2 separate regions of the Homo sapiens genome follow, and region 1 is linked to region 2. The links are chromatin contacts, found by Hi-C or POLR2A ChIA-PET in ENCODE. All regions are on one chromosome and are shown on one strand. Each heading gives the region's core, a stretch centred on a gene start or an enhancer-like site at or near the end of the contact. The rest is flanking DNA. Distances are from core to core; before and after follow the strand shown. Region 1 has its middle 64 kb from the start of LINC01799. Region 2 has its middle 16 kb from the start of LINC01799.

Region 1 (2,700 bases), core at 189-2,688, 48 kb before region 2:
TTAACTTTTTCTCAGATAATTCAGTATTTATAAGAAAGTTTAAGAAATGCTTTTGATTAAACTATTCTCATTATCTTAAAGTTAATAACGATCAACTCTAGATCTTTTTAAAAACTGTGCTCATTTTATTATCTGTCCTGCCTTCCTAATTTTCACCTAAAGATGTAAAACTAAATATACTATTTGTTCACTTTGCAAGTACAAAAAAAAACTCAAATATGAAAAATTTGACTTCTAATTTTTGGTGACTGTCAGATGCAAAGAGAATGTGCTGCCATCTTCCTCTGTCCCACTTGTTTTCACACACAAGGCAATCCAAGCACTAAGTTGCCATTTGTGTGCTCAGGACTGCTCTGCTGATAAGTGGTTGGGATTTGGAAGAGACACCTAAATACCGATGGTTGACCTCCCAGCACATTCTTGTTGGACTCTATCACACTACCCTATCAACCTGGTTAGTGTGTTATGCATGTCACTCTACTAGTGACAATAGGGGAATTTATTCCTTAAATCTCATGAATGTCTTTTCTCCTTCTTCTCTTCTTATATCATCTCCCAGACAAAGCTGGAGTTCAGGTGAACTGCAAAGTGGTGTGAGAGCTCCTGCTATGGTGGTCCAGCTCTCATCTGGCACTTCTGCTTGATAAGCTCAGAGCAGTTCTTTTAGACTGCCTCTTGTAGGCACGCTTGAAAAACAACCCAGTTAGCATTCCCCTAGCCTTCATCTATGATTTCACTGGGAAACTATGCATTAGATACTTTGGAAATAAATATACACAAGAAATTACAACTCAGTTTGAATGACCCTCTACCTTGGAATGTCTAGAACTGTGAGTTATAAGGCCAAGAAATATGTCCAGGCCTGCTGGCTCAAAAAGTTGCTATTCCTTATATGGAATCTGGACAGACAGGGAAGCTGAAGTTGTATAAACTAAACGGAGATTTTTTTTTTTCCCAGCCACTTACGTGCCTCATCCTTGACCTATTTCATTTATAGGTTCCTTTAAGATATGATGCCTTGAGAGTTCGTTGCCTTCTTGCCAGTCTTCCAACAACAATTTTAAGAACAGCCAGTGCTTTACATGGACTTTAATTATATTGGAAAATCCAAGGAAAGGACCAGAAAGGCCATGAGTGTGGTGATGCAATTATATCAGTAGAAGGTTAGACCTGCTAACAGTGAGGGGATCCGGCTAGAGCAACCCAAGTACAGTCGATTCATTACTGTTGGAAATTTTTAAATGCAGACATTCAGAAATGTTTAGTCTGGTTTTCAGTAAGGAAGAAGGGCAAGTAGATTCAAACAAGGACCCGCATGCTGCACAATAAGTACTTTTTTTACTCTATTTCCTTGATAATGGAGAAAATGAAACAACAAGCTATGAACTTAAAGCTAGAAGGAGAAATTCTATTCTTTAATAGGAGTAGTTATTTTTTCTTACACAATCTAGAATAGGGACATTTCGCAATCTTGGCTTACACAGAATATTTTAAAGTAAGTAATTCAGAACACTCAAAGTACGTTTGCTTTCGCTAATCCTTGTCAGCAGTTCTGAAGTCTTTCTAGGTTCAAATCCCAGCTATACCATTAACCAGGATAAGTTTCTTACGCTCTCTAAACTTCAGTTTTCTCACTTAGAAAATGAGGATTAAAAATAGTACCTACTGTACAGAATAGTTGGAAGAGTTTAAGAAGTTAAGACAACATAAATAAGAGACTGATGAGTACTTAGTGTCGCATAAATAGAAACAATTATTACTCTCACTAGCCATGTTTATTGATTGAATGGAGCTTTAGAAAAGTAGAAAGTAGATCATAAAAAAGTCCCGTACGTAATGAAAAGTGGCCCCCTGAGTCTGAACACACTGCCTTGTTACTCAAAATTTCTTCTTTTCTAGACTTAGGTGTATATTTTCAGTAGAAGTGGGGAAGAATGACAATTAACTAAACAATCCAAAGGAAGTGCTGGATCTTTGCATTTGTTATTGCAATTTTTCAGATGAAAGCTTGGGTTTCCTAGATGCTTAAATTACAGTACGATCTCACACTTGTACTTCATGAGGTTGCATTGGGATGTAGATATTTACGGATTGACCTACAGACTAAAAAACAAAGCAAAGAATCAAACAAAACAAAAACCGACAAAATATTCTTCTTCTTAAAGCCTGGATGATGATATTAACTTATACTGCTTTCATTTCAAGGCTTTTTTTTTCAAAGTGCGGAGTCGCCGAAGAGCGGACTTCACTTAGGGTACCCGGAAAGCACATGGAAGCGAGCCCACTCACTCATGTGAAAGAGAAACGCTCACCTTTGAGAAACATATTAGAATTCCAAAATGAGTAAATCTGAGAGAAGATGTTTTAGTTGTAGCACACATATTAGTTTTGTGATTTAAGACTGGTGTTTTTATTTTAAATGCACAGCAGGAGGGAAAGGTGGGGCCTTAAGCGTTTCTGTGCTTAGCGCCTCTGCAGGCCTGATCTAGCCCTGGTCTTGTAGATGATTGTAATACTTTTATAGCTATTCAGGTATTTTGTCACCAAAATAAATATATAGTTTATATTTAGGCAAGGCTAAAGGAGGGAATCTCAAATTTGTTTACAAGCTCAGTAATGGAAATAGAATGAGTACCAAATATTTCTATATCACTTGAAAACACCATTCATTGTTAGAGGCTCTGATATAATTTAGGCTCT
Region 2 (2,700 bases), core at 107-2,606:
TGAGAGGAGACATGAATAAACAAAGTATGCATTTCTATTTTAAAATAGATGTGAAGTTAGGAAGAAGAAATGAGAATTGGCTCTCAGCTAAAGGCTTTGGAGTTGAAGGAACTGCATTTTGTCTTACTCTGAATTTCATAGACCATGAAACTGAGTTTCTGAGAGAAACTGACTTGGAGGGTGAGTTCGCACCCTCGTTTGTTGAGTTCCTGTCGCTGCAGCTTAATTTGCCTTCGCACCTTCCTTTCACGCTCACAAGTGTCTGGTTTAGACAATACGTTACACGACCACCAACAGTAGCAGCAGCAGCAGCAGCAGCAGGGCTAAGACTGCTCTCCAGATCCACTTCTCCCACTACTTTACTGTTGTTTTTTCCTTAAGTGTGCTGTAACTTATTCTGTTTCTCAAATAGGAATTTGAAATTGTTTTTTAAAAAATAATCTTGAATACAAAAAAATTAGCCAGGCATGGTGGTATGTGCCTGTAATCTCAGCTACTTGGGAGGCTGAGGCAGGAGAAGTGCTTGAACCCGGGAGGCTGACATTGCAGTGAACCGAGATCGCACCACTGCACTCCAGCCTGGGCAACAAGAGCGAAAACTCTGTCTCAAATAATAATAATAATAATAATTTTGAGATTTTTTTAAAACATAATTTTGAAATTATTTTGCCCATGTGGGTGCTGACACAATCAGAGATGTTTGTTTAAACTTTAAGAGGAACATGAAAGATATCAGAAACACTAAGAGAGTTAGGGCAAGACATTAATGGGAAGAGATTTTTGGGCAAACTTGGTCAAATAACATACTTGATATTTATTTGGTCAGGAAATAAGTAAGTACCTATGTGTCTTCCATCCTATATGAGAGGTTACCAGTGCATGTTTTATTGCATTCTTTTTATATCTCTTTTTGTCAAATAAGCAAATAATTATTGATCACTTTATAAATGTAAGGCATTTTGAAATTATTAAAGAAGTGGCAGTGGATGATTCTCTAGGAAACACCAACAGCTTTAAGAGTTATAGTCGCCATTTTCTTAACCTATGAGTTTTCATTTAATCTGGGAGAGTCATGTTAAACTAATGGTGAACATCCCCCAACATGAATTTCACTTGCACTCTTGACAGTTCAAGATGGCTTTGGGATCAGATATCAGTCACCTGAAAGATATTTGGAATATTTGGGTAAGTTGGTGGCTGGGTGGAGGCAAAGGAAGGAGGAAGGAGAGAATTTCCCAGTACTACTCAAATCACAACATCTAGTTCATTTCCTACATAAGCCCAGATCACGCAGGCAGCACTGCCTGTGGAAGGAAGAAAGAGCCTTGTGTGCTCACTACACAGGCCTGAGGTGCCATGTGACCTTATCTTTGAGCGGTCAGAAGCACGTCAGAAAGGCTTCCACCATGGCTGGTGAATAAGAGCGCTATAAAACCTGAGAACACAAGACCTAATGACTTAATGGTTTTGGCTCTGCCTTGATTTGCAGGGGCCTGTCTTCTTACATAGTCCATGAGCTGTTTCCAACCTGCACTTGATTCCCTTAGTGGGGGGAGAAACAGATGCGCAGTTGGCAAACTGGGAGTCTAATCCAAACATCTAAACAGCACTGCTTGGAGGAATTCAGGATGGTGTCCAAGAGTAGGAAAGGAAATGTATTTGAGAACAGGGACTCCTAAAGCTTACTTTTGTCCTCTGCAACCCCCCCCCCCCACCCCCACCCCCTCTTATACTGTCTTTGGCATAGCTTAGTCATTAATAGCAGTCATTAGTGGTGAATGACCTGGAAGAAGCAGAAAGTGGGGGTGGGTCGTATGTGGTGAAGATTTTTGGCAGCTAATAAGGAGGCTTTCTGAAGTTGCTTCCCCAGTTGGATGGGATGGAAACTTTTATGAGCTTGAGTCACATTCATACAGATAGGGTTTTGTAACTTAGCATTGTGCAAGTTATCTGGAGCTAGAAACCTCTGGGAATTAGATGTCTTTCAATTTCCAGGGTGTAATGTATATAAAAGCCTCCTTAGACATGATCTTTCCTCCAAAAAATACCTTTTCCCAAGGATGTCTTGGGAAATTTTATCCCATGTTTACTGAAATGTTTAACTTCTTATCAGTTGAACCAAGGGTTAGTTTGTATATAAGACACTCAACTGAAAAACCACAGGGCTAGAACTACCCAAGTCCAAAGAGTTTCCCAGGAGGGCAACTTCCGGATCCAGACATCAGGCTTCTAAAATCATTTAAAGTTGACATAAAGTGATCCTACTCACAGGTTATAAACAACTTTTTACTTTTAGGCCGTAACAATTAGAAACTGTTTATTTTAGTTTTGTAAGTGGATCCATTCAATAGGTTCCACACAGGGCATCTATCCCAATCTCGGCCATCACTCAGACCTCCTTCTTTCTCCTCTCTGCCCAGCCATATCTCCCAAATTCATCACGACTCCCAACCCCCACCACACACACTCTGAAGATGGCCAGATTTACCAAGTGAAAATACAGAACACCTTGTTAAATTTGAATTTCAGGTTAAAAAACCCAAAAATCCTTTCTTTTAGCATTGCTACATTCTATGCAATATTTGAAGCATATTTATACTAAAATATTATGTATTGTTTATGTAAAAATTAAATTTAGCTGGACGTCCTATATTTTATCTAGTAATCCTGCCCCTGCTCATACCCTTTACAAAGTATCAA

What was found. Hi-C counts contacts between places; a loop is a spot of excess contacts on that map. ChIA-PET counts read pairs that join two places held with the same protein, here RNA polymerase II (POLR2A). Pooled maps may share reads with other maps.
Region 1: a map of IMR-90 shows a loop between it and region 2 (5-fold over the local background). The contact joins two enhancer-like sites. A Hi-C loop is called at or near these places in 3 of 168 maps with a recorded cell type or tissue (IMR-90, mammary epithelial cell and sigmoid colon) and 5 of 50 pooled maps. POLR2A ChIA-PET finds 5 or more read pairs at or near these places in 4 of 52 experiments (AG04449, AG04450, MCF 10A and 1 more).

The regions. Positions count from the first base shown.
Region 1 is chr2:66,839,338-66,842,037 of GRCh38, forward strand. No RefSeq gene overlaps it. Among named protein-coding and RNA genes, the nearest start is that of LINC01799, 64 kb to the right of the region's middle. Within about 2 kb of position 1,439, at least 6 of the 41 ENCODE cell types and tissues checked have a DNase peak (open chromatin) inside an H3K27ac peak, as active enhancers do; they include IMR-90, where a contact is called at or near this core.
Region 2 is chr2:66,887,520-66,890,219 of GRCh38, forward strand. No RefSeq gene overlaps it. Among named protein-coding and RNA genes, the nearest start is that of LINC01799, 16 kb to the right of the region's middle. Within about 2 kb of position 1,357, at least 7 of the 41 ENCODE cell types and tissues checked have a DNase peak (open chromatin) inside an H3K27ac peak, as active enhancers do; they include IMR-90, where a contact is called at or near this core.